Linked DNA regions of Homo sapiens: region 1 is linked to region 2. Evidence: chromatin loops called from intact Hi-C (ENCODE). Cell type or tissue: tibial artery. All regions are shown on one strand. Links, peaks and the distances in the headings refer to the core of each region. The heading gives the core; the rest is flanking DNA. Region 1 has its middle 45 kb from the start of NKILA. Region 2 holds the start of LOC105372694 (a long non-coding RNA gene).

Region 1 (14,893 bases), core at 3,899-11,898, 430 kb after region 2:
CTCCAGAGGGAGGAAGGAGTCAGGCATTGCCCTCTGTGACCTCCAAATAGCAGGGTCCATATATTGGATGCTTTGAGTGGTCCCCTTACACATCCTCTTTCTTGACCTAAAATGCAGGGAATACAGCCCACACCCTGCTCATGGGAAGACACCCCCAAAGCCTCAGCAGCTCCTGCTAAGACCCTTTCTTAACGAGCTTCTTCCTAGTCTCACATCCCAGATTCTTTCACGCCCTTGATGAAGGCGAGGACTTCAAGGGTCCCCACTTGGATTCTCGGCAACCTCCTTTGGGGATGTGCTTCATGGTCTCTCTGCTGACTCACTCTGCCATCTAGAATCCATCCTCTCAGCCTCTTGGCCAAAACTTCCAATTTAACACTACTACATTTGCCAGCCTCTCTCAACAACATATATAAGCTCCAGCTGGGTGCAGTGGCACATGCCTGTAATTCCAGAACTTTAGGATTCCTAGGCAGGCAGATGCTTTAGCCCAGGAGGTCAAGACCATCCTTGGCAACATAGAAAGACCCCCACTGATATGGTTTTGCTCTATGCCCCCACCCAAATCTCATGTCAGATTGTAATCCCTGATGTTGGAGGAGGGGCCTGGTGGGAGGTGATTGGATCATGGGGGCAGATTTCCCCCTTGCTGTTCTCATGATAGTGAGCTCTCATGTGATCTTCTTGTTTAAAAGTGTGTGGGACCTCCCCCTGCTCTCTCTTCCTCCTTCTCCAGGCATGTAAGAAGTGCCTGCCTCCCCTTCACCTTCCACCATGATTCCTAAGGCGTCTCCAGTCATGCTTCCTGTACAACCTGCAGAACTGAGTCAATTAAACTTCTTTTTTTAAAATAAATTACCCAGTCTTGGGTAGTTCTTTATAGCAATGCAAGAACGGACTAATACACCCACCTCTACAAAAGAAAAAATTTTTTTTTAATTAGCCGGGCATGGTGGTGTGTGCCTGTGATCCCAGCTACTCAGGAGCCTGAGGTGGGAGGTTCACTTGAGCTCAGGAATTCAAGGCTGCAGTGAGTGGTGATCACGCCACTGCACTCCAGTCTGAGTGACAGAGAAAGAACCTGTCTCTGTGGTTAAAAAAAAAAAAAAAAGTATAATCTTGAAGTTGAAGACAAGGATTCTCTCTCATTTTTATATCTCAGTGACTGGCAAATTGTAGGTGCTTCACAAGTATTTGTCGGCTGACTCACAATCACATGCTCAGCTCTGCAGGCTGACCCTGTGCAGCTCAAACTCACCTTCCCTGGCAGGTTTATCCCAACCCAGGGCTGGAGGCAGAAGCTTCAAGGAAAGTTGATGAGGACCCAAAAGGCTCGACATGCTGTTCAGTCCAGGGCTCCGAAACCTGGGGCCAAAGGACCAGAGGGAGCTTGGTGCAGAGAGGATAGTTGAGCTGCAGGGCTGGGCATCTACACTGTGAGGCCAGGGTGGCAGGAGCCAGACAGGGTGCATGAGGTGGGGCTGGAGAGGCAAGAAAGGGCCAGGTCCAGAGGGAATTGTGGGTCACATGGAGGAATTAAGATTCCATTTACCAGCCAGCCAGGTACCATTGAAGGACATACCCAACATGGCAACCATTAGCCTGATAACCAAATATTCAGCCTCTCCATCTTCTAGACTTGTGGGGAGGTTTTACTTCCTCACCTCCTTTGATGTTAGGCATGGTCATGTGACTTGCTTTGGCCAATCACTTGGGAGCAGAAGTACCATGTGACTTCCAGACACAATCTTAAGAGCTGGTGCCACTCTCCCTTCCCACTGCTGTGATGGTGGAAACATGAGTTCAGATGGAGATTCTGTCAGACTTTGTCTTTGAGTTACTGCAAGGAACAGAAGCCCCTGCTGACTAGCATTGACAGGCAGCGTGTGTGAGAAACACCCCTTTGTTGTGTTAAGTTACTGCAATGTGGGGATTGTTTGTTACTGCTGCGTAACCCAGCCTGACAGATACACCCTGATGTTCACTTGATATAGGTCCCTCTGGATGCTGTTTAAAGGAAAGATTGAAAGGTGGCAGGATCAGTTAGGAGGATGTTACAGACATTCAGGCAAGACCAGGGTAGAGGCAGTTAGGATCTAGAAAAGTGCATTGATTTAAGGACCATCAATAGGTAGAATTAATAGGATTTGGGGGTGTATTGATTGTGGGATGACTGGAATTGGTTTCTAGCTTAAACACCATGAAGGCAATGGAGGGGACCATTCACCAAGAAAGAGAACTTGAGAGTAGACACCGTTCTGGGAGCTTAGAGAATGTGACAGGCAGAATAATGCCCCTCAAAGATGCCTACACCTCAATTCTCAGAAGCTGTGTGCCTTCCGTGAGAGAAGAGACTTTGCAGATGTGACGAAGGGTGTAGGCCTTGAGATGAAGAATGGTCTGGCCCATGCAGGTGGCCCAACCTAGTCATATAAGGCCTTAAAAGTGGAGGAACCTTTCTTAGCTGGGTCAGAGACAGACGAAACAAGGAAAAGGATCAGAGAAAGGCAACGTGATAAGGACCCACTGGGCATTACTGGCTCTGACAAAAACAGGGGCCATGAGAAAAGGGATGCAGGGGCCTCTAGAAGCTGGCAAAGGCAAGGAGACTGATTCTCCCCTGGAGATCCCAGAAAGGAATGCAGCCCTGCTGACAGCTTGATTTTAGCCCAGCAAGACCAGTGGTCTACAGAGCTGTAAGATGAGAAATCTCTATTGCTTTAAACCACTCGCTTTGTGGTGATTGGTTACACCAGCAATCAGAAATGAATACAGATGAGGGGCTGGTGCAGTGGCTCATGCCTGTAATCCCAGCACTTTGGGAAGCAGAGGCAGGTGGATCATTTGAGGTCAGGAGTTCGAGGCCAGCCTGGTCAACATGGTGAGACCCTGTCTCTACTAAAAATACAAAAATTAGCTGGACAAGGTGATGTGCACCTGTAATCCCAGCTACTCGGGAGGCTGAGGCAGGATAATCACTTGAACCCAGGAGAAGGAGGCTGCAGTGAGCTGAGATCGCGCCACTGCACTCCAGTCTGGGTGGCAGAGTGAGACAGAACAAAATAAAAAAAAGAATACAGATGAGTCTACATTTGGACGTGCTGAGTTTACAGGGCTGTGGGCCTTCCAATGTGAGGGGATACATGGGAGTGACGGAGGGGACATTGCCAGTGATCTGCTCAATCCCCGGGACCTCTTACCCCGTTTCTGGCCACTCTCCCAACACCATGCACCTGTAGAACTCCTACAGGACTTCCCATGGACAGCTGAAGCTGTTCCTACCAGACACGAAGGAAGCCAGGAGTGCTTGAAAGTTTATGTTCCCCTACCCTGGGGCAAGTTGTAGCCATTGATTGGCCAAGAGACCATGAACACCCAACTCCCCCAACTCCAAACAGAACTATTTCAGAGGCATAATTGATACTCCAGACTCCAGAGGATGAGGCCAGGGCTGGGCTTGCCCTGAAATTGCACCTCTGCACCTGCCTTGGTTTCTGCCTCTGTCTTGCTGCCTCCCTTCCTACCCTGTTTGTTCTGGAAGTGCTACCCTTATAAATGGCTTCCACGTGTATCCTTGCCTCTGGGGAGCTCACTCAAATGCAAGGTAATAAAGGAAATAAAGGCCTAGAATGACGGTGTCAAATATAGTAGCCACTAGACACATGCAGCTGTTTAGATTTACATTTAAATGAATTAATATTATATAAAATGACACATTCAGTCCCACAGTTGCACTTGCCACATTTCAAGGGCTCAGTAGCCACCTGTGGCCAGTGGCTGCAGTATTAGAGGAGAATGAACATTTTCATTATCACAAAGATTCTATGGGGACAGTGCTGGTCTAGAGTTCAGGGAAGAGGTTTGGGCTGGAGAGGTAGAGATGTGGTGGTCACTAGCATCAATGGAGAATGAAGACATGAAGATGACCTCGAAGCACCTTCAGGCCCTGCAACCTCCCAAAATAGACAAATCACAGCACTGGGCATTGCTTGCTACGCTTCCTTTAGTCGTTCACAGAGTGCAGGAGAGTTTCTGATGCCCAGTCCAGCTATGGCATGCCTGCCTCTCTGCGTGAGCTCGGAACCCCTGCTTTTTGCCAAGATGAAATATATCACCAGGAAATAAATGAAAAATCAGAAGGAAGAATGTGCAATTTGCCCCTGCAGCCTGTCGGCCCCATCATGAATATAGATGTGATTTGGGAAGCGGGGCCTTTTCTGTGTGCCTGGGAGCTAATTGAGCATCTACAAGCTGACAAGCAAAGGCCTCTCCCCATCATTTTCCCTCCATCCACATCCTGCTAATGCCACCAATCAGCACCAAGCCAAAGCTCTTGCTGAAGGATGTGGAAGCTGCCTTGGGACAGTAGACTGTGTGCTGGAGCCTCAGTGTTCACTGGGCTGCTCATAAGACAGTGGTCAGGAGCACTGGGGCTGGAGTCAAGGCAAACTGGATAGAAATCCCAGCATGGCTACTCAGTAGCAGCCAGGTCTTAGGCACATTATGTAACGTCTTTGAGACTTCTTTTCTTCATCTTTGGCAAGGGGATTGTAGAAATCCTTACCTTACAATATTACTGATGTGCAGAAGAGATAAGACAAGGCAGAAAAGACATAGCATGGTGCCAAGTACAGCAAACATCCTTAGCAAATATTAATTATTGTCAACTTCTAAATATGTAAAAGTGGTTCCTGTGCAGCCTGTTCCTGTCCCATCTCTTCAAGGGGCCCCTGAAGTCTAAAACATAACCAAGCTGGTTTGAATCAACAAGACTCAAGATTCAAGATATTTCCTTAAACAGAAACCTCTCCCACACAGGATTGATGTGGGGCAGAAAAGTCGGGTTTGGCATCACACATACCAGGTGACCTGGGGTGAGCCATCTCATCTGTTTCCCAGCTTCCTTCAGTGACAATGACAAAGGTCCTCCCTCTCTCAGGGGACAGTGCAAGGATCAATGAGAGAAATACATGCAAATTACCTGGCACAAGGTAGGCGCTTCAGTAAAGAATTTCTCCCGAGCTTCCCTGCAAGAGTTATCTACTAGGATCTGGCCTTTTGGCAAACTCATCTAGGAAGTCACCAGGAAAATCCCCATGGAGGACACCAAGGTGTCTGCTCTCTAATCCAGCAGAGATAACCTTTGGCAGAAAGCCCCTTGACTCAGAGAAAGTTCCAGGCTTGTATGAAGATGGGATGTGGGTGCCAGAGCCAAGAGTAGAGAATTTGTAGGAGGAGGCCTGTTCTCTATGCTTTCACATGGAAAGAGCTGAGAGATGATGGCTCCCATAGAAGTTTTGAAATACGTCTACAAATTCTCCTCTCATTAAGAGATAGTGCTTCATTTCCTTCCCTTGAGTGTGGGCTGGACTTTGTGACTTACTTCTAACAAACAGAATATAGCAGAAGTAACTAGCACACAAAAGACATTTCAGCTTCTTCTGAGCCCTTTCTCTTAGATCACTGGCACTTGAGTAAGATACCGCCATCTTGTGAGGACACTCAAGCAGCCCTGCAGAGAGGGCCATGTGGCAAGGAATTGAGTCCTCTTGCCGACAGCCGTGTGAGTGGGCCATCTTGCAAGCAGATTCTGGCCTCAAATGATTACAATCCCAGCCCACATCTAGACTGCAACCACATGAGGTTTTAAGCCACTAAGCTTTAGGGAAATTTGTTACATAGCACTAGATAACTAGTATAGGTTTTCAGTTGGTTGATTGAATAAATGGCTGTGGAGTTTATTCTTACCATGTTAACAAGAGACTTCGTGTAAAGAGTAACACAGTGGACCCTCTTGGCTGCCTAGTAGTAACTGTTGCCCTTTCTTCTTTCTCAATAGAACCTTAATTTTGTTTTGGTGCCTAGGACCCCTGCCACTGCTGTAACTGGGGAAAAGCTGAGCCCCTCCCTAGATATAGTAACTGGGAGAGTCCCTCAGTAATCTACCTAAGCCAGTTGTGGTAATCCTATTTCCCTTGCCAGAAGTTGGTTCAGTTTAGCCCACCAGCTCATAGCAATCACTGGGCAACTATTTCTGTTTCAGTGATGGGCATGTGACATAAATTAACATAGTCAGCCCTAAGCAAAGGGGGACTTGGGTTCCATGGTTGGAGGAGAGGTTTTCTCCTTCTCCCCTTAGAGAGGAACAAGAACGCCTGCTGCTGCTGGCAGCATCTTATGATGTGAGGGATGCCAGCTTGAGAACAAAGCCAACGCATGAAGCAGGGCAGAGCCGAGAGACTTGCAGCTAAAATGGAACCAGAGCCTCTATCGCAGCAGGACTGAAGCCTTCCCTCTCTCTGGACTTCTGGTTATTTCAGAAAATAAGTTTCTTTTTCTCATTTAAATCTTCTTGTTCAGAGTTTCTATTTCCATGTAGGTTGCTAAACTGTTTATTTCCTTCACTTAGCAAAGGTTTTTTGAGCAACTCCTCTGTGCCAGGCACTGTGGTAAGCCCTGGGGCTGTGTCACTGAAGAAGACAAACTTAGGGCCTGACCTCAAGGACTTACAATCTGTTCTAATGTAATAAAGAGTGAGAGACCAAACACCTGTGAAGATATCCCAAGACCAGGAACATTCACTAATTCATCCAGTAAGCATATGCAGTATTGGGTTTGAAGGCATAAATTTAGATCAGTCCCCTGATAGCCCCAAAGGGGAAACCCACAGCTAAACAAGCAAGAGAGAGATGTACAGTGGGACTGCCGAGGCCCTGATCCTGATGTTTAGCACCAGATTTGGAGGCAGACAGCCCTAGGTCCATTGCCAGCCCCCACCACCTACCAGTATGTAATCCCAAACAGACAACCTCACCTCACTGAGCATTGCTGAGCTGAAGCTAAGATTAGGATCTACCCCCTAGCCATGTCATGGGGAATAAATAACCACAATTTAGTTGCAAAGGAGGCTGGGAAAGTGAGTATCTGATCTATAGGGATTGAATGTGGAAACTCTACCTCCCACCAAGATTTATAATGTAGGGGATTCTCCAAACGTCAGGGAAGAGCTCAGACTCCGGGCAGCCAAAAAATGACACACATCCGCAACACTGTGTGAGGACTCAGGGGTCTGGGACAAGAGGCTTGCACATTTGAAAAATACACGGAGCGCACCCACCCATGGCTAAAATTAGAAAGACAGACGATACCAAGAGTTGACTAGAAAGCAGAGTAACTGGAACAGTCACATAAGGGTGGGAATTAAAATGGCATGACCACTTTGGGGAACTGCTTGGCAGGATCTGCTGAAGTGAAACATATGCCTGCCAACAATTCCACTCCCAGGAGCGTACCCACGAGAAATGCACACAGAGGCACTCAGAGATACATACGAGGGTGCTCGCAGCAGCACTATTTGTAATTGCTAGAAACAACCCAAATGTCTATCAACGACAGGTGGGATAAATAAATTGTAGTTTATCCCTACAATGAGATACTGTAGAGTAGGGCTTCATGACCTCGGCACTGCGGATGTTCAGGGATGGAGAATTCTTTTTTGGGAGGGCTGGGCAGTATAAAATGTTTGGCAGCATCCCTGGCCTCTACCCACTACCTGCCAGGAGCAACCCCTTCCCAGTTATGACAACCAAACATGTCTCCAGGCATTGTAAGGTGTCCCCAGAGGGCAGAATCCTCCCAGTGAGACCCACTGCTGTAGAGCAATAAGAGGAGCAAAAGAAGGAAAAAAAAAGGAGGAAGGACAGGAAGGAAGGAGAGAAGGAAGAGGGAAGGAAGAAGTGAAGGAAGGGCTGGGCGCAGTGGCTCACACCTGTAATCCCGGCACTTTGGGAGGCCAAGGAGGGTGGATCAACTGAGGTCAGGAGTTTGAGACCAGCCTGGCCAACACGGTGACACCCCATCTCTACTGAAAATACTAAAAATTAGCCGGGTGTGGTGGCACACGCCTGTAATCCCAGCTACTCAGGAGGCTGAGGCTGGAGAATTGCTTGAACGTGGGAGGTGGAAGTCGCAGTGAGCCGAGATCACACCACTGCACTCACCCTGGGTGACAGAGTGAAAGAAGGGAAGGAAAGAAGGAAGAAGGAAGGAAGGAAGGAGGAAAGGGATGAAGGGAGGAAGGCAGGAAGGGAGGGAGAGAAGAAGGAAGGAAAGAAGGAGGGAGGGAGGAGGGAGGGAGGCAGGAAGGAGGGAGGGAGGGAGGAAGGAAGGAAAGAGGGATGGAGGGAGGGAAAGGAGCGAGCACAGGCAGTGCTGCCATGACGTGGATGAATCTCAAAAACATGACATTGAACAAAAAAAGCTAAAAACAAAAGAGTGCCCAGAACATGGTTCCATTTGTATGAGATTCAAGAACAGGCTAAACTCACTGATAGTGATGGGTGATTGCAGTCAGAATGGTGGTTTTCTTGGGAGGGGTCATTGCCAGGGAATGGTGGTGCAGGAGTCTCCCGGGGTTCTGGGAGATGGTTACACAGGTGTACACATATGGAAAAATTCATCAAGCTGTACAAATACGATTAATTAATTTTACTCTAGACCTCAATTAAAAAGTACTTTAAAAATAGATGCGGCAGCTCAAGCCATCTGGCTCCTGGGGCCTCCTCTTCATTCCTGAGCCCGCCCTCTGGCAAAGAGCCCTGGCATTTACCACCCGAGAACTGCTCTCTCCTGCTCCTCCTCTCCTTCATCCCCACTCTCACCTCTCAAGGCACAGCCCCCCGCAGCAGCTGAGGGCTCCCACACTGCCTGAGAGCAGCACAGAGGGAGGGGACACACCAATTCTCTCTCAGGCAGCCCCAAGCTCCGTTGAGCCCAAGTGGGCCCCCAGCTCCAGTCCACCCTCCTAGGAGCGAGGAGGAAATTTTCCCTCTTGTTCTCAACAGTCCCCAGACTGAATCACAATTGACCCAGGTGGGGCTCAGCAGTGTTGGCAGAGCTCTGGGCTGTGGCCTGGGCATCAGCAAGCAAAGCAGGCTTCTAGCTCAATCATAGAGTCAGGATAAAAGGGAACAAGGCAGAGGTAAGACTCACCCAGCCTGGAATGTCAAAGGGGTCTCACTGCCTCACGAGACAGGTATGTCCACAAGGAGCCCAGCGTGGACCACGGCAGGGGAACACAACTTGTTTATTCTCCTGTTCTTTACTCAGCAGAGCCGTCTGGAGCACTGGGTCCGCACCAGGCCCTGCAGGAGGCACCAGGAATGCAAAATCAATACGCTCTCCAAAGTCGATATACAGACAGCCAACAAGCACAGGAAGAGATGCTCAGCATCATTAGCCATTAGGGAAATGCAAATCAAAACCACCATGAGATACCACCTCACACCCGCTAGAACAGCTAGGATCTTTTTTTAGAGGACAATACCAAGTATTGGTGAGGAAATGGAGAAATTGGAATTCGCTACATTGCTGGTGGAAATAGAAAATGGTTCGGCCACTGTGGAAAACAGTTTAGTGATTCCTCAAAAAGTTAAATATAGAATCACTATATGATCTAGCAATTCCACTCCTGGGTATAGGCTCAAAAGAATGAAGGCAAGTACTCAAATATGTGCATATAAATGTTCATAGCAGCATTATTCACAGTAACCAAAAGGTGAAGACAACCCAAATGTTCATCAGCGAATGAATAAACAAACTATGGTATATCCATATAATTAAATATTATTCACAGCCACAAAAGGAAATGTAGTATTAGCTGGACACAGTGGCTCATGCCTGTAAATCCCAGCACTTTGGGAGACACTCTGATGCGGGTGGATCATTTGAGCCCAGAAGTTTGAGACCAGCCTGAGCAACATGGTAAAACCCCATCTCTACAAAAAAACACAAAAATTAGCAGGGCATGGTGGCAAGCACCTGTGGTCCCAGCTACTCCAGAAGCTGAGGTGGGAGGATCATTTGAGCCCAGGAGGTCGGGGCTATAGGGAGCCGTGATCAGGTCACTGCACTCCAGCCTGGGTGACAGAATGAGACCTCATCTCAAAAAAAAAAAAAAAAAAAAAAAAAGTATTAATAGATATTACAATATGGACGAACCTCAAAACACTGTGCAAGAGGCTGGGGGCGGTGGCTCATGCTTGTAATCCCAGCACTTTGGGAGGCCGAGGCGGGCGGATCACGAGGTCAGGAGATCGAGACCACAGTGAAACCCCGTCTCTACTAAAAATACAAAAAAAAAAAAATTAGCCGGGTGTGGTGGCGGGTGCCTGTAGTCCCAGCTACTCGGAGAGGCTGAGGCAGGAGAATGGCGGGAACCCAGGAGGCAGAGCTTGCAGTGAGCTGAGATCGTGCCACTGCACTCCAACCTGGGCGACAGAACGATACTCCATCTCAAAAAAAAAAAAAAAATTGTGCCAAGTGAAAGAAGCCAGGCACAAAAAAACCACACAATGCAAGATCCCGTTGATACAAAGTGTTCCTAACAAGCAAAATGGTAGAGACAGAAAGTCAATTTGCCGTTGCCAGGGGCTGGCACAGGGGACAATGGGGAGCAACTTCTTCGTGACTACGGTTTCCTTTTAGGGGGATGCAGTGCTTTGGGACTAGATAGAGGTGGTGGTTGCACAACATTGTAAACGCACTAAATGCTACTGAGTAGCTCACTTTAAAGTGGCTAATTTTGTTATGTGAATTTCACCTCAATTTTAAAAGAATCAATAGATAATCCCTATTCTAAAGAATCACAGACAAGGCAGGCCAGTTAGTAAAGTGGACAAGGACACGCTAAAGCCCGTTGATCTGATCATGCACTGCTGGGTAACAAAGTATCCAAAGCTCAGCTGCTTCAGACACTCATTTTATTTTGCTAGCAATTTTATGCATAGGAAACTCAGACAGAACACAAGCTTGTCTCTGTTTCACAGTGTTCAGGCTCTCAGCTGAGATGATTCAAACAGCCAAAGACTCTTCTGGAGGCCTCTTCACGCACACGTCTGGTGCCTGTGCTCGGGGAACCTGGTAGGCTGGCCCCCGCCAGTACTGAGGAACAGAGCACCTCCACAGAAATCCTCTGTGTGGCTTGGGCTTCCTTACAGCATGGCGAGCTCAGAGTGGCCCAGCAGACAAGGCAGAAGCTCTCTGGCCATTTGCCACCTACCAGGGAACCAGATGGACTCAGTTCCACCATGCTGTGTTAGCTGAAGCAGTCACAAGCCCACCCACACTCAAGGGAGAGAATATAGACCTTAAGTTTCCAGGGGAGGAATGTCAAAGGATGTGGTGATGTGCTTGGAAATCCCCACACCCAGCACTAGGCTGTTAAATAACTTATGGCCCAACTGTACAAAGGAATACTAGGGAGCCATCAAAAAGTAGGCTGCTGTGCTTTGTATTGATGAGGAATGATCTCCCAAGATGCAGAGTTAAGTGAAAATAAGCTAGGAGCTGGGCAGCATAGATAGTATGTGCTGCTACTAACGTGCACAGAGAAAGGGGGGGTGGAGACACAACACGTGCCTGTATGTGCACAGACCAGCTCCAGGAGGATGCATGAGAAATCGGCAGCAGGCTTGCTTCTGGGGAAGAGAAATGGCAGCATTGTCAAGACACTTCATTTTCACTTTTTATCCTTTTGCACAGTTTTTTTTTTTACTGTATGTCTATACCATAGGTTTGAGGAAAATCTTTATAAAAATTAAAAATAAAACAATAAGTTATAATAAGCACCATCATGAAGTGATATCAAGACATTATTTTGAAGCTCACTTGGTTTACCTAATATGTATACTACAATCACATGTATGCACAAAATAAAATGGCATATAAGGAGTAGTTACATATCAAACTGTTGAGAAGGGTGTAGAATGAGGGATAAGACCTCTTCATTTTATTCCTCAGGCTTCTGAAATTTTTAATTTTTTATAATGAGAATGTGTTGGCACAATACTTGTGAAAATGTCTTAAGTAAGAAAACACACAACTTTAAATAAGAGAGAGACACTGTCCTACAGTACGATGTATGGTAAGGGGAGAGGAGGGAGCCACTGCACGGAGCTGGCTGTCAGGGAATGTTTCCTGGAGGAGAAGGCTTCTGAGCTCTCAGAGAATGTTGTATCTCTTTCAGTCAATGGAGGATCAGCCCCAGAGAAGGAACCCTCTTGGTCTCACCTGCTTCTTCTCCAAGAAGATTAAGTCCTGATAGGGCTGCCTCCCCTTCCTACGTGCAATGCCGCTGGGATTTGCTGGGCTAAGACAGAGAGGGGTAACCATTGTCTCTAAACACCATAGGGTCCTTGCCTCTGTTTTTCCTCTGTTCCCTGCTGCAGACATAAATTTGGGTGACTTCATAATCCCTGCTTTGTGCCAGATGCTGCTGAAGCCCTTTGTCTTAAGTTAAAGAGGGGCACCATTATGATAAACGTGCCCATTTCACAGATAAGCAAATGGGCACACAGAGAGGTTAAGTGCTGTGACCAAGGTTACACAACTGGAAAATTCAGAGCCAGGATTTTGAACCCATTCAGGCTGGTTCCTTCAACCAGGCACTCCCCCTCTCTTCAGGCACATTTCCTTCCAGCTGCTCACTCTCTTCTGCTGTTACAGGAAAGCGGTCCCCATCCAGACCCCAAGTGAAGGTTCTTGGATCGCAGTTGCGCAAGAAAGGGTGAGTCCACAGTGCAAAGTAAAAGCAAATTTACTAAGAAAGTCAAGTGGTGAAAGGACAGCTACTCCACAGACAGAGGAGGACATTCCCGAAAGTAAGAGGAGGAACGCGTCCACCCTAGGTACAATGCTTGTATATATGGGCAGATGTGCTCTGCTACGAGGGTTTGTGATAAAGGATTAGTTTTCTTAATTACTGTATTTTACAAGAATCGATATTATTATCTTTAAAGTAAAATTAGGAATGCCTTTGTTCTCCAGATATCAGGATATCTGGACACTCCCAAGTCTGGGTCTGTTTAGTAAACATTATTAATTTGTTCCTTAACCATAAACATCTAGAGGCTCAGAATGCCTGACTTTCTGGGAACGCAGCCCAGCAGGTCTCGGCCTCATTTTCCAGCCCTCACTCAAGATGGAGTCGCTCTGGTTCCAACGCCTCTGACACTGAGACACTCCAGTACCCCCAGACCCTCCTCCTCCTCCCATCTCTCTCCCTTCACCCCTCCCTCCCTCCTCTCCTCTCTCCCTGCCTTCCTGCCCTTGCACTGCCAGGCTGGCATTGAGGAAGGTCGGCTTCCTTCCGCAGACAGCACATTTCAGCCAGCTCAGCTTCCTGAAGGCAACCCTCCTCCAAACCCTTTACAATTTATTTATCTAATTAAAAATCTCTCAGCAGCTCAACATGCTTGAAGAGTTCATATTTAACCAACACTCACGGCCACCCCAACCCATCCAGGCAGGGCAGGCCCTCCCAAGAGCCTTGCCCTCTCAGGCCCTGGGAGCTGGGCTGGGCAGAGCCTCCACTCAGCTCCCCAAGTCCACCTAGAGCAGGGGGGCCGGGCACCCCAGGCTCGCCCTGGCCCCCGCCAGCTGCGTTTCCGGCCAATGAACCTGCCGCTCAAAGCCTCCTTTTTAATTAACTCCATATCTCAGGCGGCCGGAGCACGTGGGCAAACTTCTGTCTGACTTCCCTGCGAAGCCCAAGCACACCCCAGTTTGCTTTCTAAGAATAGAAGCGGGAGATGGCGGGGAGGGAGGAGGCCGGAATCTAAAAATGAATGCGCAGCCCAGAGCGAAACAACCCAGGCCAGCAGAGGGGAAAGAACGCGGCGCACGCGTGCACACACACGCGCGCGCACACACACACGCACACACACGCAGAGCCCAGCCCAGTGGAGCTGTCTGCTGCCATCCTGGGTGTGAGCCGCGGACCTGGCAGCCTGCCCAGCTGTCTGGCAGGGATGGGGGTGGCGGTGGCGCTGCTCATCCCGGCAGCAGGCAGCTGGGGACGCCCATGGGAGTCTGGAATTTTTTTTTCTGGGCCGCTTGGTTTTCCCCAGTAGACAGAGGTGACTCACAGGCTGGCAGGCTAAGTGGCTCAGGGGATCATGAGAGCCCCGATGCTGCGGTGCAAAGTTCCAGGAATTCAGAAACCAAAATGCCTGGGGCAGGAGAAAGGGCAAGACTTAGCCCCCACCAGGAAGACCAGGGAGAAAAGGTAACTCCAGCTCCACTGTTGAGGGGACACTTTGGAAGAAATCGGGATGTCTACTTAGCTGCTAGTAATAATAACAATAAAAACAACACCACCACCAGCTGCCATTCATTGAGATTTTGCTCTGTCACGCTCCGTTCTAAACTCTATACTTGGAATATCTCGTGAGCCTCACAACAGCCATGCGTGGTACCACTACTCCTGCCCCCATTTCCCTGATGAGGAAACTGAGGCCGGGGAGTTTGCTGTGTGCCCAAGCTCACATACTCAGGAAGGGCTACGCCAGGATCTGAACCCAGGCGGGCCTCCTGCACCAGCAGCAGCACGTCCCTGAAAGCCAGCCCTGCCCGTGGGTGCCTATGCTTGCAGCTGTGGCACCCAGGAGTGGCCGGCACCCCGGGCAGACGTGCCGGTAGGAGTGAGGTTATGGTTCAGTATCAGGTAACAACGAACCAAACAGAGAGAAAGTTTTCCCCTCCCAATTGTCTTTCACCCTTCCTAATTATCTGTGAAGGAGAAAGTCTCAGTTGGGTGCCAACTTGTCCTCAACACTCCCTGAGCACTTGGATTCCTTTTTTGAACCAAGAGAGCAGGCTCACGCTCACGTAGACATGGGTAACACTATTTTACTTTCGCGGTGTTTATTTTTCCATCTAGTTTTGGAAAGTTACCCAGATTTCCTCTTAGGGTAGTGATACAGAGTTCACTTTTAAGACAAATTAAGTTTTGTAAGTTAGTCGAACATTTCAGAGGGAGAGAGATACTGAAATATTTGTGGATGCAAAGACATGATTTCTGGGGTATGCCTCAGAGTAATCTGCAGTGGAGGAG
Region 2 (14,893 bases), core at 3,717-11,716:
CTCACTACAACTTCTGCCTCCTGGGTTCAAGCAATTCTCCTGCCTCAGCCTCCTGAGTAGCTGGGACTACAGGTGTGAGCCACCACGCCTGGCTAATTATTGTGTTTTCAGTAGAGATGGGGTTTCACCATGTTGGCCAGGCTGGTCTCGAGCTCCTGACCTCGGGTGATCTGCCCGCCTCGGTCTCCCAAAGGGTTGGGATTACAGGCATGAACCACTGCGCCCAGCCATGTTGTTAAAATATTTTTGAGGACATCTGATTTTATGACAAACTTTGTAATGTAAAGGGCTTCAATACCATTTTTTTCCCCTGGGGGATTCAATTTCAATAGGTTCTCCTCCTCCTACAGAAAAAAGACCAACTCAGGAGAAGCCCAGGAAGGTTGGGGACGTCTGAAAAAAATGGGAGGCTGACTTCTCTTTCCCTAGTTGGACGTTTATTTGGCTCTCTTCCCTTGTGGAGGTGAGAGTGCTGGGGAGAAATGTCCTGGTATGACCAATATCACCACCCCTCGATGCTCATGGTCCTGAGAAAGGGGAATGGAGCTCACTCATCTTGCATGCCCCCAGAGTTGGGTCATGAAAGGTCAATGGGATCGGGGATTTCACCCTACCAGGAATCCTTGCAGTGCGGCACAGAAGCATGTGTGTCAGGGGTGTGGCAAGATGCCACTAGCTGGAATGACTGAAAAACTGTGGGGCTGACCACCACCACCAACATGAGGGTGGGCTGCTCCGGCCTTCCCCTCACCAATGTCACCTGGCTCCAGCGTGGGAAGGATGAGAAAGCGTGGACTAGAGGGGCTGGCCCAAGCGTGGCCGTGCCCCCTTCCACTCTCCCAGAGCCCAGGTTGGCCTTTGCGTGGGAGGAGGGATTTGGATGGAATATTCATTAATTTATTCTGTGCTTACCATGTGCTGGCACAGTTTAAATGAAATACCATTTAGAACCAAATGGGACTCTTATTTTCAAATTTATGTTTTAATCAAAGTCATTACTATGCTTAGAGCCAAATATTTCCATAAAGGTTGTTAGGGAAAAAAAAGGTGGTATCCATTGCACCTGCCTGACCAGGGAGATCCCACACTTTGACTTGATTATCTCAGCCATTTTTTTCTTTGCACCTAAACCACATGCTTGGCCTGCTCCGTCTGGATGGAGCAGCTGCAGGCATTGCCCGTGGACTTCCTTCCTCAGAAACAAGGGCTTCCCTCTCTTTCCTTACACACGTGCTCGCCACACAAGTCCACCCTCCTTTCTGAGCCATATGACATAAGATAAAGTTGCCTAGATCAATATTCCATGTTTCCAATATTATTACTTTGTAAATGTCCTGGACCATGTCATAAACTATGAAATTCTTGCTTTTCTACCCAGCTTTGTTTTCCCTGGGGTTAATAACTGCAACATTACTTGCTTGCTTAGTTTTTTTATTTTTTTTTTAAGTGTCCTTCTGATTCATTCAACTTCAACTTTTCACCGGTTACCCAGAGACCTCCACGCTATCCAACACATCAGTGACTCAATAGATCTTTGGCTTCATGAAAAAGTTCCATAACTTTCTGAACTGGTTGCCATCTGCTGTCCAGCCACCCTCTTTTATTTTTATTTTTGTAGAGATGGAGTCTTGCTTTGTAGCCCAGGCTGGTCTTGAACTCCTGGCCTCAAATGATCCTTTCATCTTGGCCTCCCAAAGTGCTGGGATTACAGGCATGAGCCACCATGTCTGGCCCTCAGACATCCTCTTAGTTCTCCCTTCACCACCTCTTGGATCCCACCCTGCCTGGATGCAGAGCCCTCGTTTTTAGGGCTTTCTTGGGAGATGGGTGGTGAGGGGAGCTGTTGTCCCTGAGGCTGCCCCTTGACACTGACCTTCTCCCTCCTCCACGGCCCCTCTAGACACCCTGTCTCTGGCCCGTACTTCTGCTGGTCTGGGCAGCTTGCCTGGTGGGGTGGCCCGGACCCTCCTCTTGGGGCTCTGAGCAGGTGAGAAGCTTGTGGATTCTGGAGAGATTTGAGACAGAACTGATGAGGATTTGCTTGCCAGAAGGGTGTGGGGTGTGAGATAACTTCTAGTTTCCCAGCCTTAGCAAACTTCTATGTGCTGAGCTTGGGAAGAGTGTGGGAAGAGCTGGCTTTAGAGACAGAGGTCAGAGGAGCTGCTGTTGATGTACCACACCTGAGATGCCCACTGCACAGCCGTGCACCAGCTGCTCACCACACCTCATCTAGTTTAATACTCCCCAGCCCAAATACACACACACATATACACACAGGTGCAAACACACACACAGGCATACATGCACACACGCACACATAGGTGTGCACACATACGTGGATGCACATGCAGACACATGGGAAGTACAAGGGAGGTGGTCACCTTTGGGATGGCAAACTGAGGCTTGAGAAATCCAGCCTCTCACTCATACTCACACAACAAGCCCATCTCAGAGGCAGGATTCCATCCGAGGCCTGTGCTACTCCAAAGCTTCTGCTTTTTGTTGGCTGGAGAAACATGGGTTCCTTAGAATGAGGCGGAATCAGATGGGAAGTGAGAGGTCTTGTCCCTCTCCAGGGAGAGGCAAGACTTGGAGGTGAGGAGGCCTGGGGCTTTGCTTGCCCCAGGGGTGAATGGAGAGGCCTGGGTCCAGGAAGGTAGGGAGGAGGAGGTGGGGAGGAAGAAGTGAAGGAGGCCTGGCCCAAGAGACGGATAGGTGGGTGTGTCCCTTCTGAGGGGAGGGTTTGTGTGGCAGAGAGCTCCAGGCAGCTGGCCTTCTGTGTCTGAGCCTGATGGGGAGGAGAGAGAGCCCTGGGGGGTGTGAAGCTGGCTCTCCCCAACCCACATAAGTATTGAGCACCCTGTGCCAGGCATTGAGGGCATTGTGGTCAAGGAGGTCGAAAGTCCCCATGGTGATTGTCTGCAGAGACGGCAGCTGCATTCACCTCCTGCAGCTGCTGTAACACATGGCCACAGTTCAGTCTCTTAAAGCACACATATTTTATTTTCTTCCCGTTCTAGAGGCCAGAAGGCCTAAATGGTTTCATGAATGAAATGAAGGTGGCTGCAGGGCTGCATCCCTTCTGGAGGCTCTGGGGGAGAATCGATTCTTTGTCTTTTCTAGCTTCCAAAGGCCACCTGTACTCCTTGGCTCGTGGCCCCTTCTTCCATCTTCCAGGCCAGCAGAGCAGCATCCTCCAGCCTCTCTCTGCTTCCATTGTCACATTGCCTTCTTCCTTCTGTAGTGAGATCTCTCTCTGCCTCCTTCTTGTTAAGACCCTTGAACATTCAGGACCCAGCTGGATAACCCAGATCATCTCTCCATCTCAGGGTTCTTAAGCACATCTGTGAAGTCCGTTTTGCTACATAAGGTGACATATTCACAGGGAACAGGGATTTGGACCTAGACATTTTGGGGGGCATTATGTAGCCTCCCACAGCTACCAACAATTCCTCCTGTCCCTGTGTGTACATGCCACTCTTCCCATTGGAAGAGGAGTCTATTTCCTCTCCCCTTAATTCTGGGCTGGCCTGGGATTTGTCTGATACTACTCCAGTCTTGGGCTAGGCAGTGAGAGGCCTGGTAGCTTCTGCCTTTACTCTTTTGGGTTCTTAGAGGTGGCATGTAAAGAGATCTGACAACTCTGATGGAAAGAGGAATAGTTGGGAGGTCATTGTGGGGCAGGGAGAGAGAGAGGGGTGCCCAGCCAGCTCCCAGTTTTCCAGCCCCGCCAGCCATGACACCAGGCATGAGAGTGAAGCCATCTCGGATCCTTTAGCCCTAACTGAGTCACCCCAGCTGACACCGTGTGGAGCAGAGATGAACCATCCCAGCTGAGCCCTGCCCAGGTTTCTGACACACAAAGCATGAGGCTATTGTTTCAAGCCACTAACAGTATAATCACCAGCTTAGGGAGGGTGCTTTGGAGCAGTCACTGGGGAATGGGAGCTGCTACAGGCAGCCTGGGTGTCCCTGGGTGGTCTCAAGGTGGTAATGCACCCTTTCTGAGCCTTGTTTTCCCCGGAGAGGGTGGACTAAAGGCTCCTGAGGGCATTTCAGTATGTTGCCGGCCTCTGGAGTCTCTCTGTGGCTGCCCTGGACTCCCAGGGTGTATGGGTCCCGAGGACTCCAACAATTCCGTTTAAGGTGTTTTGTGCCAGCTCTTAGAGCATTAGCATCTTGGCCATGTTTCATGAGGAGTAATTCTCTGTGGTCCTTGTATCAGTCAGGATTCAACCAGAGAATAAACAAGCAGGAGGAAGATATTGAGGGATTTATTGGGAGGAGTTGGTTTAGGTGACTGTGGGGCCTGGCCAGGCAAGTTCGGAATCCATGGAGAGACGGTGAGGACAGGTTGGGTCTCTCAAGCACCTCTCAGGCCACTGTCACAGGAGGAATTTCTTCTTCTGCAGGGAGCCTCAGCCCAGTTCTAAATCCTTTCCACTGATGGATTGGATCAGGTCCACCTGGGACATCCCGGATAGTCTCCTTTACTTGACATCATGGGCTTTAATCACATCTACCAAACACCATCACAGCAATACCTAGATGAGTGTTCAGGTGAATAAGAGGACTGTGGCTTCACCAGGTTAACAATTCAGATTGCCTTCAAATTGTCCTTCACAGTCTTCCTTTGAAAATATGACCCCCAAATCCTGGGAGACTGAAGGTGGTGGGAAAAAAATAAATATGATACATATCTGACATGTATGGATATGTATGAGGTACGTCTATGTAAATATACATTTATATGTAAAACATATATATATATATATATATATAACATCGCCCTCCAGCCCAGATAGGCCTGTTAACTCTCCTTTCTTTGGAAATCAACTCTGCAGGAATGATTTAGAGATAATTTATGTGTTCCCCTAAGTCACAAGGGTTTGCCCATATAATTAGCAATAATAAATAAAAATAAAATATGGGATTATATGTGGCCATTTATCCATAATAAAGCTGTAATTCCATCTGTGGGGATCATAAACCACTGAGCATGAGTGAGGTGTCCTGGGAGGTTAGCTCCTGTCACCAGAAATGACATGAAATGACAGCTGACCATGTAAAAATGTGACACACCTCGTGTTTGAACGATGCAGCGGCACCTGAGGTTGCAGGGAGCTGGGGCAGCCAAGCCCTCCGAGAAGGACAGGAGGCCCGGGTACCAGCACTCCCGCCACGTCCCCTGGCTTCCTCCTGCAGGCAGTGGGCACAGGCAGGTGGAGGCAGCCACTGCAAGGAGCCAAGCTTTCTACATGCACCATCTCATCTAATCCTTCCAATGAACATGTCAGATGGGCACGGCCATTCCCCCATTTCACAGACCAGGCAACTGAGGCTCAGAGATGTAAGGCCATTTGTTCAAGGCCACAGAGCTCACTATGGGCAGCACAAAGAGTGGTCAGGGCAGTCTGACCAACACCAGTCAGGATTCCCCAGCTAGAGATCATGTCATCAGCACTAGCATTGACACAGTGTCTCTCTGGTGCCAAAGACTGTTCATAAGACATGACCAGCTCCCCACTGTAGAAGGGAGGAAATTGAGGCTCAAAGAGTCGATGTCACTTGTCTCAAGGGTCCCAGTAAGTGAGGGTAGAGCTGGCGGGGGCACTCAGGTCTGTCTGGCAGCTGAGCTCTTAAACGGCTGTCCCTCGCCTGTCCCAGAGAGCAGCTGGCATGTCACAGGGCCCCTGGGAAGCTGAGAAATGGGCCCCAAAGATATCAGGTCCCAATCCCTGGAACCTGTAAATGTGACCTTATTTGGGAAAAAAAGGTATTTTCATGAATGATTAAAACAAGGCTCTTGGGATGGGGAATTTATCCAGCATCATCTGGGTGAGGGCAGATAATCTCCCCTTTTTATTTTCTATATTTTGACCCTAGCAAGCCGTCTAGATGGGCAGTGGAACGCTGCATTCCTCATTCCAGCTAAAGAGGAAAAGATCTCACAAGGAGAAGGGAGTGCCAAGAGAGAGCAAGACCCTACACCCTTCCAAAGATCCCCTATGGTCCAAACTCCTTTGGCCAGCTCGGTCAGTTCTTTTTGTTTTCCATTGGCAGAGGAAGGACAGGTGAGAGGAGCTGGGGGTAGTCATGAAGCTCCCCAGCCTATTTGAGAGAGCACTGCCTCTGAGCTCCAGCAGTCTCAGCTGGTAAGACCCAGGGGTCCTGTTCTTTTCTGTAGTCCCTTGAAGATGAGGTCCAGCTAAGGTAGAGTAAGCAGTCATGCCATCTCAAGTGTCAGAACAGGGAGGCAGAGGGAGATTGGAGTCAGAGGAGGAGAGTTTGATGTGACTACAGAGGCAGGTTTGGGAGTGATGTAGCCACAAGCCACTGCAGGAAAGCCTGGAGCCACCAGAAACTGGAAGAGGCAGAAAGGATCCTACCTTGGAGGCTTTGGAAGGAGCGTGGCCCGGCTGACACCTTGACTTTTGACTTCTGCCTCCAGACTATGAGAGTCAATCTGTGCTGTTTTAAGCCCCCTAGTCTCTGATCGTTTGTTATGGCAGCCCAAGGAGACTGATCCAGGGTCAGTGGTGTGTGAGTGAGGCCAACCTTCTCCCCTGACCCGCTCTCTCTCTCCTGTGTCATCTCCAGGGGTCCCACGACTCCTTAAAGCATGCTGGTGCCGGACACAGTGGCTCATGCCTATAATCCCAGCACGTTGGGAGGCTGAGGCTGGTGGATCACCTGAGCTCAGGAGTTCGAGACCAGCCTGGCCAACATGGTGAAACCCGTCTCTACTAAAAATACAAAAATTAGCCGGGCGTGGTAGTGGGTGCCCGTAATCCCAGCTACTTGGGAGGCTGAGGCCGGAGAATCACTTGAACCCTGTAGGCGGAGGTTGTAGTGAGCTGAGATCACGCCACTGCACTCCAGCCTAGGCAACAGAGCGAGACTCCATTTCAGAAAAAAAAAAAAAAAAAAAAAAAAAAAAAAAAAAAAAAGCATCCTGGAGGGCACTGTGGCTGCTGTCACAAATTTCAGAGTGTAAGGCAACACAATTGTGCTACCCCACAGCTCTGGAGGTCAGCATCCGTCACAGTCTCCTGGGCTAAAATCCAGGTGCCGGCCAGCTGTGTTCTCCTCGGGAGGCTCTAGCGTAGAATCCGTTTCCTTGCCCGTTCCACCTTCTAGAGGCTGCTGGAAGGAGGGGTGGTGAACCTTGCCTGGTGGGGAGGCCTGAGGAGTTAAGAGATCCAGAGCCCCTGGGGAGAGACCACAGAAAGAAGCAGGAGGGAGGGACCACGGCTAGGGTGAGGCAGGTGATGCCATCGCCTTGGGTGCAAAATTTAAGGAAATGCTAAAAAAGCACAACTCCCAAAACCCTGTAATCAAGATAGAGGATATTTTAGTGTGACTTTGAAAAAATCAAAATCAATGCAAAAAAATTCATGATATACAAAATATTAAAGCTTTTTTTTTCTTTTTTCTTTTTTTTTTTTTTTTTTGAGACACTGTGTTACTCAGACTGGAGGGCAGTGGCGGTGTGATCACAGCTCACTGCAGCCTTACCTCTCTGGACTCAGGTGATCCTCCTGCTTAGCCTTCTGAGTAGCTGGGACCACAACCGTGGGCCACCACACCTGGCTAATTTTTGTATTTTTTGTAGAGATGGGGTCTCACCATGTTGCCCAGGCTGGTCTCCCACTCCTGGCCTCAAGTGATCCTCCCCGCTCAGCCTCCCAAAGTGCTGGGACTACAAGTGTGGGCCACCTCGACTGGCTTAATATCAAAGCTTTAAATAATGACAGATAAATAACAGCGCTGGGCCTAGCCGTATTGCAGCCCTAGGCAAAAGGACAAATCAGTACTACTGATCCTGACTTCATTTACAGTTTTGATATTTTGTTCTTGGATATGCTTGCATTGATTTTGAATTTTCAAAATACGATTTATTTTGAAGAACGATTTTTTGGGCTCTCCCTTGAATTTCCCACCCCATGTCATCCCCTCTCCTGGCTGTGGCGGTGGGGGTGGTGCATCTGGCAGTGACCGGCTGACCCGGGAGCCAGGGGTGTGGGCAGTTCCGGGGGCCACCCACGCGCGGGGGTGTAGACGCTGCGCCGTCCTGCTTCCCCCTAGCCCTGTCCTCTGGGGACAATCCTTTGCAGGAGGTCGTTCATCAGTGTTCCTCAGCCTGCGCCAGGCCAGCCTCCCGCCTTTAAGGCGTGCATTGTTTTTCAGCCTGGCCCCTGTGAGACCCCAGTGCGTGGCCGGGGAGGGCGCTTCACCCACGCGGCGCGGGAGCAGCGCGGAGCCCGCAGCTGAGGTCCCGCCCGGCGCCCGGTTCCTGCAACTCCAGGCGTGGCCAGCAGGGGGCGGCGTGGGCACGCTCGAGGCCCCGCCTGGGACCCGGGGCATTTCCTTCCCTCTTCCGCGGCTCTGCCTTCGTGCAAACGACCCTGACCCGGGGACAGCCCGGGTACTGCTCTTTAACCCCCTGCTGCTCAGGTCCGGCTCCTGGGGAGGGAGGGGCTCTGTGTTCTGGTCTTGCGGGGCAGCAGCGTGCTTTTCTTGGATCTGAATTGGGAAACCATGAGCAGACCCAGGCACTCAGTGTGTGTTGAATGTTCCCTGTATCTCCAGATTCTTCACGCAGCCTAAAGAGGCGGCCAAGCCTGTAAGTCTCACTTTGCAGATGTAGAAGCAGAGGCTCAGCAGGGCAGATCTCCTCCCGAAGTCCCGGGACCATCAGGTAAAAGGTCGAGTCATACTCAAGTCTCCCTGCTCCACATCTGAACGCATGGCCTCTGTCACCTTGTCTTGTGAACAAGGCTGGTGTGGACCCAGGATGCAGGGTCTCCACTGAACTCCGGGGGGTTGCCGAGGTGGGAGCGTGACCAGGAGCCAGGGCGGAGTGCATGACCCTGCCCCTGGGGCCCCTGTCCTGTTTGTGGCAATGAAGAGTGAGGGAGAAATACGGAGAGAAGAGGAAGCATTTTGTGAATGGCTGCAGCAATATGAGTCTCCACTCCTAGGTCCACCTTCCAGTCTCCAGGGGGAGTCCCTGGAGAGCCTAGAACCTGAATTGTCTGTGTCCCCACCTCCAAGCACAGATCCAGCACTGAACAGCACCTGCACTGGTTCTGCCCAGTTCCCTGTACTCACCATTCCAGTCTGGACCCACATCCCAGGAAGCTAAGTTCCCCCAAGAGCAGCCCCCAGCCAGTGATGGTGGGAACGGAGGATAAATACCCCAGCTCCCTTGCCCCACAGGTGAGATAACCCTGAGGGTGTCCAGCACCTCTCCTCTGGGGCCCATGTGGCAGCTGGCCTTGATGACACCTTGATTAGCCTCCTCAGTCTCACCTGCCTACTCCTTGGACTTCCTGGGACCACCTCCCCTATAAACTACCTGCCCTCAAATCCTCACTTCAGACCATGCCTCTGTTAAGCAGAGACCCTTGATACCACTGTGATGGTGGTGATGTTAACATTCATTGGTGCTGTTTCTTGAGCACTTACTGTAGGCAGACGTTGTGGAAAGGGCTTTGTGGGGTGAACTTCATCAAATCCTTGCAACAGCCCCATATTGTGATGAGGAAGCCGGGGAGGTGGTCACGGGGCTGCTAGGATTCGAACCCAGGTCTGGAATGAGGGAGTGAATAAGTGATGGGGGCCTGGATTCCTCCCAGGACAGTGGCTTAAGATGGAAACTAGATATTATGGAATGTGGGCATGTTTGGGGAAGCCAGGAGCACATCCCAAGGCTTTCAAGAGTCACTCCCACAGAGGGCAGTTCACTTTCTCAGTCCCGGCCAAGTCTGGCAGGGGAACCCTACTTTCCTCTTTGTGTGTTTTATGTCTCACTCATTTTCTACAGTAGGTAAATATGCATTAATTTTCATAATTTGAAAAGAAAACCATAAAAAAGTAAGGCTTTCAGATAAAAGCACACTTGGACACGTTAGTTGGGAAAATGTAGCTAAAGGGAGCTCCTGGCAGGATGCTTGGTCAAGGGCGGTTTCTGGGATGAAGATGCAGCCGATGACTGAGAGGCTGATTCGAGTTGATCCGTGGAGAAGCCACACCTCTCAGCCTGCACCCTGTGCGTGGCGCCACATGGTAGTGGTGGCTGAGGCTCGGCGGACTGCTTTGGTGAAGGAGATGAGACCTGTGAGAGCTGCTTAGCGATTTTTGTTGCAAACTGAGGAAGTATCTGGGGTGGATTAGGGCCCAGACTAGGGAGGGAGCTGGGATTGCTGTACTTTCACAGAGGGTTTTCTTTCCCAGGGTATGGGGCCAACACTTGGTCATGGGGCTTTGGTTTCTCCAGGTGTAGGGAAGGACCCTTGGCCCCTCTGCTTCAAGGCAAGCCCGTTGTGTCTGACCCCAGGCAGCAGGGGAGGGTTTGGGCCCACTACCCTGGTGGTCCTCCCCGGGGTGAGGACAGAGGCTTGAGAATCCCCCACTTGGTGAGGGGGAAGGAGGGAATTCTGGGAGTCAGGAGGGTGACAGGCCCTGGCAGGTGGGGGTCTTGGCTAGTACCTTCCTGCCAGAACAGGATTCCACAAGCCAGACAGATGGGGGAGAAGGTGGGGGTGGGGGAAGACTGACGGCATGTGACAGCGATGGCTGGGTTTTTTGTTGGCGTCTGGCTGGTGACCTTTTGGGGGAATGGATTCAGAAGTGACTGCTATTTGTCAAGGCCCAGTTCAGAGATGCCAGTGGGGGTCACCTCCTCAGGATTAAATGTCAGGGCCCTACTGTTGCTGGAAGTGGGATATACATCCCTGCAGGACACAGGCTGGTTGGGGCTTGGCAGTCTCCTGAGCCCAGGCGTGTCTGCAGAAATGCAGGTGTGCCTACCTCATGTGCTGTGATGTTAATTTGTGACTTGCTCTTGTGTGTGTGTGTGTGTGTTTCCTTTCTCCTCTTCCCAGAAGGCAGTGGAACTCCTTCATCAGGGTTTTGTGGTATGGAGTGGGGGACTGAAATTGCCCACTCCTGGTTTTTATTTTCAAAAGGAAGATGCCTTGTGGGGGGCATGGCTGAGATAGTGAGAAAAACAGCCACCAAGCTGGGAGGGGGTCCTAGGGCTGGGGGGGCCACAGCCCAGTCTCACAGCTTCCTGGGCAGATGGCAGAGTCTGCATTGGTAGGGCTGCCAGGAATTCCTGCCAGGCTAGACCCTGGATGCCCAGGCCCCTGCTTCTCCAAAGCCCCTCTGCCTCCACCTCTTGGCCTCTGCCCTCAAGAGACCCTTAGGGTCTATGTATATCAAGAGCCTAGGGACCAGAGCCACACCTCAGGGTTTGAAGTAGGCTGAATCACTTTGCTGGTGGCCTTAGGCGAGCCTCATCTGCGATAGGAATGGTGCCCCTCTGTAATCTGCAGTCAGGATTATTTAAACACATAAAGCACTTAGAGCAATGCCTGGCATAAAAGAAGTGCTCAATAAATAGTTGCCCTTGCTGTTCTTGTAAGTGATGACTGACCATTGTGAACTGAGAGTTCGGGGCTTCCCCAAGAGTTTGGCTCCATGCTAGGCCTCTGGGGCTTTGAGAAGGTGCGGGCGTAACAGCAGCCTCCATTTGGCTGGAACTGAATTTCTCATCAGCCCAGGGGCATGGGGGCTGGAGGCGCTTCTAGGGGGTTGGAAGAAAGTGGGGAATGAGTATCTCGAGAGCCCCAGTAAGCCCCAGACTCATGACCCCCTCTCGTAAGAGGCTCCTCAGATTGGGCCTGTGGTCTCCAAGGGTAATGGTGGGGACAGCTGGCAGCCACTGCGAGAACCCACCCTGTGAGTCATCTGAGTGGGTCCCCCCAGGGTCTTTTGAAGTCAGCTATGAGACCCCCATTTTATAGGTCAGGGCCCCATCAGGGGCTGCCCAACACTCATGGCTGGAGAGTGGGGGACCAGGGATAGAAGTACGATCACCTCCTTCAGGGCCTCTGCACATTGGACTCAACTGCCCTTATGGGGACACTGACTTCCCAGGGGGGACTTGGGCACAGGGTCTCCGCTGTCAGGACCAGCTCTACTCAGGGCGCAAGCCAAGCCAGGACCTGGTGCCCCAGCCCGGCCTAAGTTAGTGATGGAAGTGAGACCTGAACCCAAGCCAGCTCCCAGCTGGTGACTAACATGGGGACTATCACCACCATCCCCCTTGTCCATCCCGTCACCCAGGGACAGAACAAGTGACCACACCAGGACCCTTCTCTATGGGACAGATGCTAACCTGCAGTATGGGCATAATCTGGCCCTCTCCTGGGTAGATGGAGCTGTGGCCCCTTCTCAAGTGATGGCTGCTGTTGGAGGAATCCCTATTCCAAGCTCCAAGGCACAGCCCCTATGGTGCGTGCCTGCCGGGGCATAAACGCAGAGTCCATCCATGTCCTCTCCACACTACAGGGAGGACACAGACGAGGCCCTGATCACTCAAGAGGAAACCGTTCACCTGGGATAATGGGATGCAGTGGCTGCGGGTGGCCAGTGGGGACTTGAACCCATGCAGTCTGGTTCTGCCCAGTTGCTCAGCGCACACTAGGGCTGCTGGGGGAGGTGCTCCTGTCCTGGGAATGCAGATTCTCCCTGTGCTGAAGTTCAGAGAAAGAAAAGGAAGGAAAAAGGAAAATCTTCTTCCCTCCCATCCCCTCCTGTTCCCCGTTTCTCGCTCACTCTGTCTTCCTGTCCTTTCAATGTCTTCCTCCCTTTCTTTTCTTTTTCTGCCTGCCTGCCTTTCTGTCTCTCTCTCTCCCTTGTTTTTGCCTCTACTTGTCTGTTTTTCTTTCCCTTCTCCTCTCTTTCTGTCTCTGTCCCTCCCTCCCTCCCTCTTTTCCTTCTCTCCTTTCTCCTCCCACACCCTGGGGCGGGGGATGGAGGTGGGGGCTGTACTTGTGCTCTGAGCCTGCCCGCTGGCTGTGGGGACCTGACCTTTTCTGCACTGAGGGGAAGGAATGGGGTAATTAGCTTATATAATCCCCGGCCTGCCTGCTGTTTGCTGTGGATGTGGACAAACTCCATGAAAATGTGGACTTCTGGGCTGCTGCTGTGGGATCCCTTCAGAGGGCTCGGTATGCTGGCCTGGGAGGGGAGCAGGGGCTCTGGAAGGCAACTCTGGGTGCGGTCCTTTCACAGCCTTTCCTGGGCTCCCTCCGAGGTGTCTGTGAACTTGTGGAGGGAGTGAGGGTATGGGGAGGGGCAGCAGCTTCCCCAGGGACTCAATAACACACCAGTGCGTTCAGATTCTTTCCAAAAAATTAGAGGAGCGTGTGCCCTCTGCAATTACGTTCCTTCCCTGATTCTAAGCCTGAGAACAGCTTTGGTCTGGGCTGATGACGTTCCCATCCTCCATTTTCTTTCTCCTGAAAGAAAGGAAGGAGCTTTGTGGTTTCGAACTCTCCTCTCCTCGTGCTGCGAAGGTACAGTGACAAGCTGCACTCACACCCGCTTTAGGAGCTTGGTCTCCAGATGTGCTGGGGTAATTTCTGTTTGCATAAAAAAAGTTATAATAAGCCTTTGAGACCCACGTCTGTACAACATCCCACAAACTCAACTCTCGGGTGTCTTGCAACCTGAAGCCAAGGCCTGGGCCTCTATTTCAAAGGCTTGGCAGGAAATTCAATGTATCTGATGGATTTATGCATTTATTATTTCTTTAAAAACTTCTCTAAAGCCGAAGTAATACAGGACAGTGCATGCGCGATTGTGCAGCCCCAGGAGCGTTCACAAACTGAACACATCTGTGCCGCCGGCATCCAGATTCAGAAACAGGAAGTGACCAGCACAACCCCCTTCATGCCCCTCCCAACCACCACCGCACAACGACCCCACCATCCTGGCTTCTGTAGCATTGATCAGATTTGTCTGTTTCTGCACTTTATATAAATGGAATCATACAGCCTGTTCTCTTTCGTGTCTGGCCCAACATTCTGCAGATTTATTTTTATCTCTGATCCCACCAGAGCAGTTTTCCCGAGGCTGGGAGAGATAAGCAGGTCTCCCGGGTGGGGACCGCCGGTGGAGTGACGACCAGGTGACCCGATGGGCACCGTGGATGATGGAGATCTACCGCGGCAAACCGGTGCCTCAAGGGCCTGTCCTGGCCCTGCACTGTGTTGAATTTCACCCGTGCAGTGGGTAAAATATATTCCAATATGTGTATCAGAAATTGGGAAAAATATGTAAAAGAATAATTTCACGCACATCACCCAGAGTTGACAACAGTCATGTTTTTTGAGGTGAAATTAACATGACATAAAATGAACCGTTTTAAAGTGCACGATTCAGGGTCCTTTAGCACTTTCACCATGTTATACAGCCATCGCCTCTATCTCTGCGTCTAGCTCCTGTTCGCTGCCCAGCCCCTGACAACGGTGAATCTGCTTTCTGTTCCTAAGGGTTGATTCCTTCTGGATTTGTATCAACTGGACCATGCAATAGGTGACCTTTTGTGTTTTCTGGCCTCTTTTCCGAGCTTATCCACGTTGTAGCGTGTATCACGACTTCATTCCTTTTAGTGGCTTCCAGTCATTTTTGCTTCGTGTCATTTTTTTTAGAAAAATAAAGAAATGAAACATTACTGGTAAACTCGATGAGTCTGCTGTTCTATAGGGTCACTTCTGTTCCCCAGCTTCATCTCTGGGGGAAACAACAGTCATGAAATTTGTCCTTCAGAGTGTTTTTTTTGTTTCTTAAATTGGGAATTATATGACAAGATGAGAATGTGTTTCCATCTTCTTTGGGCAAATCAGAAGGTCAGACTGTACTGGAGCCCCGCCCCACGGCAGCCATTGGCTGCAGCTTCCTGGCCCCGCCTCTCAGGTGGGCTTGAGTTCTGCCCACGGTCCTGGCCCCACGGCCCCACGGCCCCACGCGGCCCAATTCACTTGTCTGCCGCTTCCTTCCCAGCCTCTGAGTTTTAATCCCTAAAGGATTTCACAGT

The links. A loop is a pair of places that touch in the nucleus more often than their neighbours do. Peaks named below come from ENCODE experiments on the same cell type or tissue, not always from the same donor. Only the 100,000 strongest peaks of a DNase experiment are listed, where the experiment ranks them.
Region 1: it touches region 2 in a loop (2.2-fold over the local background); 3 of 110 quality-filtered maps call a loop at or near these places.

The regions. Positions count from the first base shown.
Region 1 is chr20:57,747,710-57,762,602 of GRCh38, reverse strand. No RefSeq gene overlaps it. Among named protein-coding and RNA genes, the nearest start is that of NKILA, 45 kb to the right of the region's middle. RefSeq lists enhancers at 13,213-14,070, 14,071-14,893. In tibial artery, for the core only: no CTCF peak of the experiment used is centred there; a DNase peak (open chromatin) is centred at 8,632.
Region 2 is chr20:58,173,156-58,188,048 of GRCh38, reverse strand. It overlaps LOC105372694 (a long non-coding RNA gene), which reads left to right and starts at 8,370. Exons shown (of 3, transcript XR_936926.3): 1 at 8,370-8,457; 2 at 8,593-8,701. RefSeq lists a silencer at 8,208-8,267 and an enhancer at 11,862-12,362. In tibial artery, for the core only: a CTCF peak has its summit at 8,322 (motif pointing right); no DNase peak of the experiment used is centred there; H3K4me3 peaks cover 1,137 bases; H3K27ac peaks cover 3,941 bases.